Linked DNA regions of Homo sapiens: region 2 is linked to region 1. A link is a contact called in ENCODE Hi-C or POLR2A ChIA-PET data. All regions are on one chromosome and are shown on one strand. The core of a region is the stretch at or near the end of the contact, and the rest is flanking DNA. Distances in the headings are between cores, read along the strand shown.

The links. A loop is a pair of places that touch in the nucleus more often than their neighbours do. ChIA-PET counts read pairs that join two places held with the same protein, here RNA polymerase II (POLR2A). Pooled maps may share reads with other maps.
Region 2: a loop to region 1 is called in a map of endothelial cell of umbilical vein, with 2.1 times the contacts of the local background. The contact joins two enhancer-like sites. A Hi-C loop is called at or near these places in 5 of 168 maps with a recorded cell type or tissue (CD4-positive, alpha-beta memory T cell, body of pancreas, endothelial cell of umbilical vein and 2 more) and 7 of 50 pooled maps. POLR2A ChIA-PET finds 5 or more read pairs at or near these places in 3 of 52 experiments (B cell, Caco-2 and activated T-cell).

The regions. Positions count from the first base shown.
Region 1 is chr1:117,732,315-117,738,856 of GRCh38, forward strand. No RefSeq gene overlaps it. Among named protein-coding and RNA genes, the nearest start is that of TENT5C, 130 kb to the left of the region's middle. Within about 2 kb of position 2,902, at least 9 of the 41 ENCODE cell types and tissues checked have a DNase peak (open chromatin) inside an H3K27ac peak, as active enhancers do.
Region 2 is chr1:117,668,312-117,674,853 of GRCh38, forward strand. No RefSeq gene overlaps it. Among named protein-coding and RNA genes, the nearest start is that of TENT5C, 66 kb to the left of the region's middle. Within about 2 kb of position 3,925, at least 9 of the 41 ENCODE cell types and tissues checked have a DNase peak (open chromatin) inside an H3K27ac peak, as active enhancers do.

The DNA of each region.
Region 1 (6,542 bases), core at 1,652-4,151:
AGAAGCAAAAGAGCACCAGATTTGGGGGCCAGAGACCTGGTTTATGGATCTGGTTCCTCCATGTCTCTTCTGCGGGTTCCTGTGAACTTCTTGGCATGAAAGTTGACCATAAGAACTGGGTCACTCTTGTCATACCCAACTAAAACAGAGTTGAGATGCCAGTGGGGGTAAGCACTCAAGGTACAAAACATTGATCCAACAATGTAATTCTCTGCAAGCCTGACTGCAGAAACTGCTTTTTGTAACCTGAAACCAGCTTTATCTACAGCTTCTGAGATAGCCTGCTTCTTGCTATCTAAGATAGACAGGACTAATTTTGCCCACAGTGGTTGCTCACCAAGTGGAGCTTACCATCTCCCCAAACCCTTGCTAGTGCCAATGAACTTTCTTAAAGGGCAATACACAACATTTCTCCTTTCTATAAAACCTCTAACCTTCTCTTTGTTCTTTGGGTATACCAAAGACAATCGAGGCTCATGTATGCCCCAAATTGCAATTCTTTCTTCCCAAATAAAACAGTATATTTAGAGATTCATCTCTACATTTTTATTTTGTAGACACTGAGCTTCAGTTTTTCTCATCTGGAAAATGGGAATGATGTTGCCCACTGCCTTCACCTCACAGAGCTGATGTGCAGATTATGGGCTATTTTCTGCTTGTCACCCCCTCCAGATCCTTTCTCACCCTTTTCTGTGCTGCTCCATGTCTTGCGGGGCTGAACTCCATGGGCTGCAGTTCCCGGGTTCCTTTGCCCTCTGGCTTCCCTTTGGGCTCCGCTGGTTGGAGGCCCCAGCAGCAGATGGGAGAGCAGAAGAGGACACAGCAGGCAGAGCACTCAACGCCCCACTTCCTCCCGGCCTGGCTGCAGTTCTGGCAGTGCCATGTTCCTCTGCAGCCACGACTCCTGTTAGGCAGCCCCTTTTCCATGGCACTAGTTTTCATGGGCTCAGCTAATACTCTTGCCTTCATTTGCCCATTCAGGCCTATGGGGTTAATAGCCCCTCCTGCTCCTCTCGTCCCTGGGCATCTCCTGTGACCCTGCCCAGATTTCTGTGAATAGTCCCTTCATTAAACTCTCATCGGTCTCCTTTGAGGGTGCCATCCCTTCCTGCCAGGCCTTGAATACAAGGACCGAGGACAGAAAGATAGTCCAGGCGCTGAGCAAGGTGAGATGCGTGGAGCCAGGGAGAGAGAGAACATGCACAAGGGGAAGGGATCAGCTGTAAAATCTGGCATGCTCTAACTCGAGAAGGAAGATTCTGCTGCTTCCCCGTGGCCTTGACCTCTCCTCACCATCAACTAGGGAGAATGTTCTGTTCTCTAGGGGCAGAGAAGGCCCAGATTCACACTGAGGTATAAGGAGGTCGCAGAAACCAAGCCTCCATAGTTCCACTGTACAGAGAGCTCGGGACACAGGTAATGGTAGGTCCTGCTCTTGGGCTCAAAGTGTTTTTAGAAGCCACTGACCTAGGCAAAGTTGCTCATTTTTCCAATAAAAAAATGGGCTACATATTCTTGCCAAGGACACAGCAACAAACCAACCATTGATAAGGGCAAGAAAAATCATTGATGAGACTAGTCACTCAATACATAAGTAGGTCTGCAGTTACAAGCCTATTTGATGCTGCCAGTTAGTAGCAATCCCTTCTGTTTATTCAGCATACCCTTTTAGGTTATGTCGAGTTCAGGGTCCCAGTTCTCTCATGTGCTGGGCAAGTCCTCTTCACCTCTGCTCATCCCCATTCCTTCCTTTACCAAGTGAGGAGCTTGAAGGCCATTTTGGTAACCTCACCCTGCTTGCCCTTGTTCTTTTCCCTGCATCCCCCAAATAAGCCCACTGGGCCAGTCCCTGGGCCAGGCCTGACAGTGTCTGGGTTTATGGTCTCTTCTTTCTCACCCTTGTGTCTCCCACACTGATGCCCACTGGGGCCGGCAGACCCAGCACCCAGGGGTTCTGACGTGAGCACTGCACCCCTTTGTCTTTCTGCCTCTCCTGCGTTGCAGCCAGCCAGACCCCAAATTGGTCCCCCTAGAGCAAGGCCTGTGTATTGGAATCAGGTAGACCTGATTTGTTCAAAGTTAACTCTGCCTCTGAGCCTCAGTCACCTGAGCAGTCAAGTGTAGGGCATCATAGCCGCCCCCAGGCTTGCTCTGGAGTGTCTAGCAAAATGTCTAGCATCCAGAAGGCAACTGATGAAGGAGAGGACCTCCTTTCCTTCATGCTGCGGGTCCTTCTGCTGTCTGGAAGCCTGAGTGCTAGGCCCTGCCCCTTGGATGAACATGCTGGTGAGCACAGTGATAGTGTCCTCACTGCACGATCTCTGGACCTCCCTGCCTCTCTCTCAGAGGATGACCACTGTACCTAGGTTAGGCTCATCCTCCACCCTGGCTCAAGCTTCCTTCCCCCTGTGCCTTCCTGTCTTCAACCTAAGCCTGCTGGAGTAACAATATCTTGGAGGCCCCAAATTCCACATTTCTTTGTTCACATGAGATAATGCAACTCTGCTTTGAGAGCTATAAAATGACTGCAAATATTTTGTAATCATTGATGACACAGGGTGGGATGCTTGATATTCTACAAAACTATATATATGGCATGTAAAGATGCAGTTTAATTCTGCATACATTTGACCTAGAGTTAATATACTAGCTATAATAATCTTCGAAGTCTAATAACAAATTATTTTATTGGACTATTTAGAATATTAAAAGATGTTTAGACAGGATTTGGATGGCCCAGTTCTCTTTAAAAAGCCATCCAAGGATGTTTGACCTGTTTTCATTTGATAAAATTTCCTAGCAGTGAAAAGACATTAAAAGTCATACCAGAGTCTCACATTAGAATTTGCTCCTGTGACTCCCTTTCAGGAGAGGAATTCAAACAGGGAGGGGCCAATGTGACGAGCAGCATTCCTCTTTCACTTTCATTTTGTGCTGTTTACTTTATAAAAGTTAGTGTCTACAGAGGCTAGGAGTTTGTCCGTGCTATTTTTATTCTTTTCTTTGTTTCCTGTATTTTAAAACATTAGGAATGCTATGTATTTTTAATAGTTGGTTGAGGTGTAATAATAAAACATACCTGTTTGATGAGTTTCAGCACATGAACACATCACCAAAACCATCACCATAATCAAAATAATGAACATATTCATCCCCCAGGCCCCCAATACCCACAAATTTCCTTGTTCCCCTTGGTAATACCTCCTTTTCACCCACCCTGACCCTCACATTTCAAACAACCACTGATCTGCTTTCTGTCACTATGTGTTATTTTGCATTTTCTAGAATTTTATGTGAATGGAAGCACACAGTGTGTACTCTTTTCTGTCTGGCTTCTTTCAGTTAGCCTAATTATTTTAAGATTCATTCCTGCTGTTGAATGTATCACAATGGTTTGTTCCTTTTTATTGCTGAAGAGTATCCCATTTTAGGAATATACCAGATTTGTTTCCAGTTTGGGGTTATTAAAGATTATTATAAATAAAGCTATGAACATCCACATATAAACCTTTATGTAGACTTTCTCTAGGGTAAATACCTAGGAATGGAATGGGTAGATCATGTGGTCAGTATATGTTTAACTCTTAAAAAGCCAAAATGTTTTCCAAAGTGACTGTACCATTTCACATTCCCACCAGCAATGTGTGAGAATTCCAGTTCCTCCATGTCTTTACCAACACGTGATATGGCCAGTGTTCTTAATTTTAAACATTCTGATAGGTACATAGTAGTGTCTTATTGTGGTTTTAATTTGCTTTCCCCTCATGGTGTGCAATAAAGTATCTTTTTATGTGCTTATTTGCTATCCATTATCTTTTTTGATAAAATACTTGTTCAAATCTTTTGCCTATTTTAAAAATTTTGTTTTCTTATTATTGAGTTTTAGAGTTCCTTTTATATCTGGATACAAGTCCTTTATTAGGTATGTGACTTTCAAATATTTTCTCCCAGTCTGTGGCTTTTTATTCTTTTAGTAGTGTCTTTTGAAGAGCAGACCTGACTGACTTTGACAAAGTCAGTTTCCTTTGTTGTTGTATCCAAGAAATCTTTGTCTAATCCAGTGTCACAAAGATTTTCCCCTAGATTTTCTTCTGGAAGTTACATAGTTTTAGATTTAGCTTTAGATCTTTTGGATCATTTAAATTTACATTATTTAGATCTTTATTATATATTTATATCTTTTAGACTTAGATCAGCTAGATCTTGAGTTAATTTTTGAATTAATTCTGAATATAGTGTGAGGTGTGGATTGAAGTTATTTGTTGTTTTATGTAGATATCCAATTGTTTCAGCACCATTTGTTGAAGAGATATTCTTTCTCCACTGAATTGTCTTTGCATTTTTTTGAAAATCAGTTGACCATATTTATTTGGATGTATTTCTGGATTCTCCATGGGATTCCATTGATCTATTTGTATATCTTGATGTCAATACCACATTGTCTTGATGACTGTAGCTTTATAATAAATCTTGAATCAGGAATGTAAGCCCTCCAATATTGTTCCCCTCTTCTTAAAATTGTTTTGGTTATCCTAGCTCATTTGTATTCTTATATAAATTTTATAATAAGCTCGTTAATTTTTACAAAAAAAGAAGCCTAATGGGATTTTGATTGAGATTATGTTAAATCTGTAGATCAATTTGCAGTGAATTGACATGTTAACAATATTGAATTTATTTAAAATACTTAAATAAAGAGAGAGATATAGCAGGCTCTTTCAATCTAGGAGCCTGGTATATCTCTCCATTTATTTAGGTATTTTAAATGTCTCTTTTCAACATTTTGTAGTTTTCAGAGTACACATATTGTTAAATCAGTCCCTAAGCATTTCATATTTTTATGCTAGTGTAAATGGTATTGTTTTAAATTTCCTTTATCAATTGCTTATTTCTAATACAAAGAAATGCCATTGATTTATGTATATTGGCATTATATTCTGCAACCCTGCTAAGCTTATTTATCATTTACAGTACCATTGTTGTAGATTACTTAGGATTTCCAACATAGATGGTTATGTTGTCTGTGAATAAATCTAGCTTTACTTCTTTTTCTCCTTTTTTTTTTTTTTCCTTTAAGACATGGTCTTGCTCTGTCACCCAGGCTGGAGCACAGTAGCACAATTACAGCTCACTGCAGCCTTGACCTCTTGAGCTCAAGGGATCCTACCTCAGCCTCCCAGGTAGCTGGGACCACCCATGGATGCCACCATGCCTGGCTATTTACTTTTTTAAATTTTTTGTAGTGATAGTGTCTCCGTATGTTGCTGGCTTTACTTCTTCTTCTCCAATCTGTATGCCTTTTATTTCTTTTACTTGCCTCATTGCATTGGCTGGGACCTCCACTATCATGTTGAATAGAAGTGGTAGGAATGGACATCCTTGCCTTTTTCACTGTCTTAGGGAAAAAGTATCCAGTCTTTCTATAGCAAATATAAGCCATAGGGTTTTGTTTTTTCCATAGATGCCCTTTATCAGGTTTAGAACTTCCTTTACATCTCTAAATTGCTGATAATATTTTTCCTGAACGGGTATTAATTTTTGTCTAATGCTTTTCCCATGTCTATTGAGATGATCGTATGGTTTTCCTTTTACATTTAATTTAATAATACAGTTAGCTACCTTGATTGGTTTTTTAATGTTAAGCCAAGTTTGCATTCTTAGGATAAACTCCACTTGGTCATAATCCATTATATTTTAACTTATTGTTAAATTTGATTTGCTTAAATTTTGTTTAGAAATTTTGCATTTATGTTTATGAGGGATATTGTTCTGTAGTTTTCTTGTTATATTCAGTTATTTTTAGGCAGGTTTAATAGAATCACTGTTTTCTCCATTAAGAAGGCAAAGGGAAATATTCTGAGTGTCTGAGAGGTCTGAGTGTGTCACTGACATCTGTAACATTTTAGAGCCCCAGATGTTCATACCAATATTTTATATCATTTTTATACATAAAGTTACACTAGTAAAGAAAAAGCAGAAAGGAAATTTCCCAAATTGTAACAGTAATTTCTCTTGGGTAAATTAAAGGTCTCCAGACATTTGAGGAAGTCCTGCAATAGAAAAGAGAGACATGAAAATAAACCAAGAAAATAGCTGGAGAAAAGAAAAACATTTATTTACTTACCGTTCTTTTTTTTATTCCTTTAAAATGAAATCCTTGTTGCAGAAAAAACTTTTTAAAACTTATAATTATTATTCTTCGAATGATTTTGAGACATATCAAAGCCAGCAAACAAGATCAGAATCAAATGAAAAAGGGACAATCATGGAACAGAAAGAAGTTATGGAAAATAAAAATATAGTTATTATAATGCAAATAAATGATTCTAATATTACAAAGTAGGTATATTAGTCTGCTAGGGCTACCATAACAAAATACCACAAACAGGGTTGCTTAAAGAACAGAAATGTATTTCCCACAGTTCTGGAGCCTGGAAGTCGAAGGTCAAGGTGTCTGCAGAGTTGGTTTCTCCTGAGGCTGCTCTCCTTGGCTTGCACATGGCCCTCTTCTTACTGTGTCCTTACATGGCCTTTCTTTTGCA
Region 2 (6,542 bases), core at 2,675-5,174, 63 kb before region 1:
TAAAAATGGCCACAGTGGGAGGCCATGAGAGGCCCTGTGCCCAGGGACAGTGAGCTCAGAGCTGGCTGAGGGAATCTAGGATTTCTTTCTTAAAAAATACAGTGGGAAGTTGGCCAGATGCAGTGGCTTATGCCTGTAATCCCAGCACTTTGGGAGGCTGAGGTAGGAAGATCACTTGAGGCCAAGCATTTGAGACCAGTCCGGGCAACATAGAGAGACCCCCAACATCTATGTGAGCATGGTGGTGTGTGTCTGAAGGCTTAACTATTTGGGGTCCTGGCAGGTTGAGTCTGCAGTGAGCCATGATCATCACTGAACTCCAGTCTGGGCAACAGAGCAAGACCCTGTCTCAAAAAAAAAAAAAAAAAAAAAAAAAAGAAAAAGAAAAAGAAAAAAAGAAAAGAAAAAAAAGGTTTCTCCCTTGCATGATAACTTTTAAAAAATGAAAAATTTAGACAAAATAGAAAATCACTCATATTTCTATCACATAATGTAACTATTTTTTTAAACTTCTTTCTCTGTAAGTTTTGGGGATTGAAAAAAACTTTTTATTTTGAAATGATTATAAATTCACAGAAAGCTGCAAGAACAGTACAGAGATGTCCTGTGTACCCTTCACTCAATTTTCCCCAATGGGGACATCTTACATGTGTATAATACAGCCTCAAAGCCAGGGAAGTGACATTGGTCCAATCCCCAGATCTTATTCAGATTCCACCAGTTTTACATGGTAGAGCTTTTTGCTAACAGAGTTATAATGGGCTTATATGTGTGGTCCATATCTTATTTCTTGAATTAACTTTATCTCATGCAGCTTTTTAAACATTATTGCATAAATCATTTATAAGGTCTACATAATGAACATTCACCCACCTCAAGTAGCAGTTGGCTAAGTTTGTCCCCCGCTTCTGATGTTTCCATTACTTCCAGTTACACTGTTAGGAACAATGCTTCTGTATTTTATATTCTTCTTATATACATCTATGTTTTATATTCTTAGAATAAATTATCTAAAGAAGAAAGGAAGGAGATACAGGATGATAAATGCTTAAGGGGGCTATGTAATACTTTTTTCTTAAGATAGGAAAGAATTAAACATACATTGGTTTTGGGTCTGACCAAGTACAGAGGGAGCAGTGGAAGATACAGGGGAGAGGTCTTCTGACTGGAAAACACATAGGAGGGGATGGGGACACGGGAGGCTGAGAGCATTCATGTCCTCAATTTTTTACCCTTCCCTGTCTGCAAGCCGTTTGCCATGTAACTTTGGAGTTCTTCCCATAAAAGCACAGTATTTATTTCCCTACTCTGCAGGGCTTGCTTTGGCATGCAGAATGAAGCAAAGGGTCAGTGTGCCAGTTCTGAGCCTAGGCCTCAAGGGGCATTGAGCGTTTCCAGGGCTCTCTCTTGAGCCTCTGTCATAGATATGAAAATGCACCCGAGCCAGCCTGTTGGAGGTGAGAGACCAGGGAGCAGTGCGCGATCTCCCCAGCTGCCTCTGCCAAGGGTGGCCTAGATCAGCCAACAGCCCGCAGCCCCTCACACGTGATGTGTCCAGCCCAAATCAGCAAAGCTGCCTGACTGACCCGAAGCACAGAAGTGGTAAAGTTTATTATTGTATGTCATTGAGGTACAGATGACTTTTCACCTGGGAACTTTGCAGCAGAAGCTGACTGATACATGGTGCTCAGGATAGAGGTAGAGGGAAAGAAGGAAAAGAGGTTTCAGATCTAGGTAAGTCCAGGCATTACAGAAAGAGCTGCTTTTCTGTGGATGTGGTCGTGTTCTTTGCAAAGACTATTTCTTTTCTGCCTCTGATGGTGGGTGGGCAGAGGATGACCATGCATCTTAAATGAGCCACTTAAACTGAGGAATTAAACTCTTTTTTTTTTTTTTAAGATGGAGTCTTGTTCTGTCGCCCATGCTGGAGTGCAGTGGTGTGATCACAGCTCACTGCAAGCTCCACCTCCCAGGTTCAAGCAATTCTCCTGTCTCAGCCTCCCGAGTAGTTGGGACTACAGGCATGCGCCACCACACTCAGCTGATTTCTGTATTTTTAGTAGAGACAGGGTTTCACCATATTGATCAGGCTGGTCTCAACCTCTTGACCTCAGGTGATCCGTCTGCCTCGGCCTCCCAAAGTGCTGGGATTACAGGCGTGAGCCACCACGCCTAGCTAGGAATTAAACTCTTAAAGTTTTCTGTCTCAGCTACCAGGGCCAAGATGTAAGAAAAGGGAAGTTAGACTTTTGTTTAAAGAAAGCATGAGACAGGCCACCCTACGAACCAGGGCTGCCATAGACAGTGATGCAGGCTGTGCCCTGCACAAGGGCTCCTGGCCAAGGGCAGTGTGAGATGCATTCAGTGCAATGAAGCATGGATAGGAAGAACATGTCTGCATCAAAGTGCAACTTATACTCTGTGTACCAAAAAGAGTTTCACTGATAAGAATGAGGGGAAAATAGCACCTACAATTAGATACAGAATTTCCTCAGTATCAAAAAGCTAAGTTGTTTCTTTTCTGAAGCCCTTGATATACAATAAAAATAAATCTTATGCCCCACAGATAACGCTGGTTTAGTTTCGGTATCTTGGTGCCACCAGGAGCTGCGTGCTCTTTTTGAAATGATGAGAGTAGGTAAAAAGTAAGGAGTCTCTCCTGTTTCTCTTTATAGGATGGTTTTCCTGCTCTGTTAAGTGGCGCTCATCCTTCAGCTCCACACTCAAGGGGCAAGGACTCCTGTGGTTAAATATTCTGAGATCAATGCCACAGAGGGAAGCCACTCAAAGGGAAAGTCTTGGGCCTTTGGGTGTGGGGCAGGACTTTCTCGAGTTCCCGTGAGTCAGAGAGTCTCAGGAAGGGAAGGATCAGCAGAGTCATTCGGACCACCCTTTCATTTAACAAATGAGGAAAAAGAAGCCAGAGGGGGAAGGGACTGGCCCAGGGTCACGTAGCTCATAAACGACACAGCGGCAATGAAAACCCAGAGACTTTCACTTCTCTCCCTTCATTCTTTTTCTTCCATTCTCATCAAACCCGAAGAACAGGAATGGATGGTTGTTATAATACTGGTCCAGGAGGAGAGGCTTTAAATCAGAGTCCAAGGCAAAGTCCCTTTCAGAAAGCTCTGCTGGCCTGAGAGCCTTCCTCAATGCTTTGCCCACACGGCGCTGCACGATGCTGCCACGGCACCTCATGCCTCAGTGTGCTCTGGTTATATCTCAGGTCCCCCTGACCAGGAGAAATCTCCTGGAACAGTCAGAGACAGGTCACACCTCAGGCCGAACGCCCTGGGCCCAGGGTTAGGATTCACAGAATTGCGTGCTGAAACCTCCCAACAGTGGTTGAACTCTGGGTTCTGACACATGAGTGGATCAGGACCAACTGGGTCTAGATTTCTAAAATGCCTTCTGAAATGCTGCTTTTCCAGCAGTGGCAGAGAGCAGGGTGAGCAGTGAGGAGAATATAGGGAGGGGAAGACTGTGCTCTCAGACACCAGGACAGCCAGCCCAAATACACACCAGAGCCTGGGCCCAGTGGGTTCTAGTCCTGCCCTGTGTAACTTGCTGTGCAGCTTTGGGCAGATCCCCTCCCCTATCTGGTCCATGGCCTCCCAATCTGTGACATGAAGGCGTGGACCGGATGGTCACTGAGGCCCCTCCCAGCTTGGCCATATGTCCAGCCTTGAACCACGTGTAGACTCAAAGCAATTAGCCAAGAAGAGGAGTCTCCAGACAATTCCTCTTGCTCCACCCTGCCTCTGTGTCTGGTTCCTCTCCTGGCAGTTTCTATTTTCTGCTCTGTCTGGACAGAAGGGCTTGCTTGGCTCTGTCTGTCTTCCAGCCTTCCCTAGGAAATTGTCTTTGCTTGGAGCACAATGACGCACAGGGGTGCCCCCTGCCGCTCAGCTCTGTGCCATGGGCTTCCAAGGGCTACAGAACAATGGGGTGGAGGGGGAGCCTTTGGGTCAAAGTCTTGGGCAGCTGCCAGGCAGAAGGGAAGTGCAGAGGCTGGCCCTGGTGCAGGGTCACAGAGATCTCCCTTCTCTCTCTGCACTGTCTCCTTGGCCTGAGTAAGCAGAAGGTCCTGGATGCTGCAGCCACAGAGGCGGGAGGCAGAACAGCAGAGACCTGAGAAGGATAGGAGTGACTCTTCAAGAATGAGGTCTGGAGACCAGAGCAGGAAGCCCTCAGAATAGAGAGAACATGGGCAAGGTGGTCAGCAGGCTGGTGGGCAGCCCCGCTCAGATCCCTCCCCTAGAGCAGAATGGTTACAAAACCTGGGTATGGGGGCCTATTCTGGAGTGGCCTGGCCCAAACAGCAAATTGTTGTGAACCCCCATATTTTAACTTAAAAATCCAGTGCCTGTCACATGATGGACGCTCAGTAAATGTTTACTGAATTAATGTGAATCCTGCATTCTACTGCATCATCTGTATAATTCCTGATTTTCGGGCTCTTGAGGGCTTCTCGTACCCCTAGCTCACTGCCTTGTACCCTCTGAGAAGCAGGGCTGGGATGGAGAGAGTTCTGCGTGTGTTGTCGGGCACCCTGAGCCATCGCTGGGCCAAGCCATTGCACCTGCCAGGGCCCTGGTTTTCCCATCTGTGAGACAGGATAGAGAGGCAGGACCGCAGGCCTCAGCCAGCTCGGGAATGGCAACTGCTGGCACTCCAGTGTGCATCAGTATGTCTGAGATAGCCGGCGAACGGAGCACTGGGGCAATGTTTGAAGGGCAACTGAGCCTCACTAGGGTGAAGCTTGTGCCAAAGCAGCAGGAAAGCGTGTTCCATACTCTGTGCCACCTCTGATTGCGTCTTGAATATTCCATGCTTTTATGTTTCTGGGTATGACCAGAAGCTTGGAAAAAGTTCCTTGCATTGTGACCCACATGTATATCTGTGTTAAAAAAAAATGCTGAAGTCTGCATCATGCTTTTCAGATTTGTTAATTCATTTGATTATTCATTCGTTTATTCATTCATTCCAAAAACATTCATTGAACACCACAATGTGGCAGATGGTAGGGTCCCTCATTGGGAGGAGACACTCAGTGAAATAAACAGACAATTACACTGCAATGCACGAAGTGCTATAATGATGGCATGAACAAAGTGTTTAGGATGGTTTGCAATGGCACTCACCTTTTCCTCTGGAGCACAGAGTGTGTCCATGTGCTCATCACCATCACTCTCTGAAGAGGGGACAGTGTCTATGGAGGAGGACCCTGAGGCTCAGAGAGGTTAAGTGACTCACACAAGATCACACAGTCCTTATCTTCCGATGCTAAACCCAGTGCTCAAGGGATTACTTTGTATGTTACCCCACAGCTATGGATATAATGTTATGACTCACCTCCTTTTGGGGTTCTTTTAGTGAATCACTGTTGCTTTATTAAGTCTCTTTTGTCCTGCTAAAAAAAAAAAATTGTGAAACTATCTGCTTGACCACTTTCTTTATAAAACTGGTCGGTCTGATGGGCTTGTGTTAACCTTTAAGAAAATGAAAATATTTTAAGATTTTCTTTTTTGGCCCTATCTTGGGCTGGACAGTCATTCCCATCTCTTCCCTCCACAGACAGCCATGGTCTTTAGACCATCCAGGAGAAACCTCCCTAGGTTTGTGAGCTGTTGGGATCATTGTTACCACTGTGGGTCCCTTTTCAGCCTCCTATGTATCAAACTGACTTTGCTTTCCTTTCAACCTTCCAGAAATTAGACCCACAAAACATAGAGATGGGTCACATAAGTCAAAACGGAGGCAGAGGCTGGTGAAACCCTTTACCCTCTGACAACAGTGTTCTTCAGGATTCTTGAGAACAGGTGAACACATTTGAATTGAGCCCTGACTTTGCTCTGTGACTCTGTCCCTGTCCTTGAACCTCTCTGAGCTTCCATGAGCTCATCTGGCATACAGATATATCAACAGTCACACAGATCACAAAAAGATGCCAGGGTTTACAAAGCAATTCGTAAAAAGTGACCTCCTTGATGAATGGAGGGTGCCCAGCAGGCTTCTTTAGGGTGTGTGAGCAAGGCAGCATGAATATTGGAAAGAGTCTGGACTTTGAAGTGAGAAGATCCAACTTCAGACTCTGACGCTGCCTTTTACGAGCTATGTGACTTTGAGCAAGTTTCCAACAGCCCTAAGACTCAGCAGCATAACTAGGATGATGATGGCACCTTCCCCATCCACCTTACCCCCAAGTTGTTAAGAGAATGAAAGCAGCTGAAGCCCTGCTAACCAGGCAATCTGGGCTGCATGCTGGTCAGTGCCAGGACCAGGGTTGAGTTTCTCCTTCAGCAACCGCAGTCCTCCCAGAGGATGGGAGTCTTGTGTGCTTCAGACAATAAGATCCTGCCAAGACAAGAAAAGGAAGCTGACAATTTCTCACTTCTTTCAGCTGTCTCTCGAGCTCCCTCCACAGGCCCACATCACCCCACTAGCCTTCTACACTCCCAAAACACTTTTCAGAAGGGCTTGTCTCCCTTCCTTCTGGCACAGCACCAATGCTCTGTCTAGTCTGGAGGTGGACTTGCTGC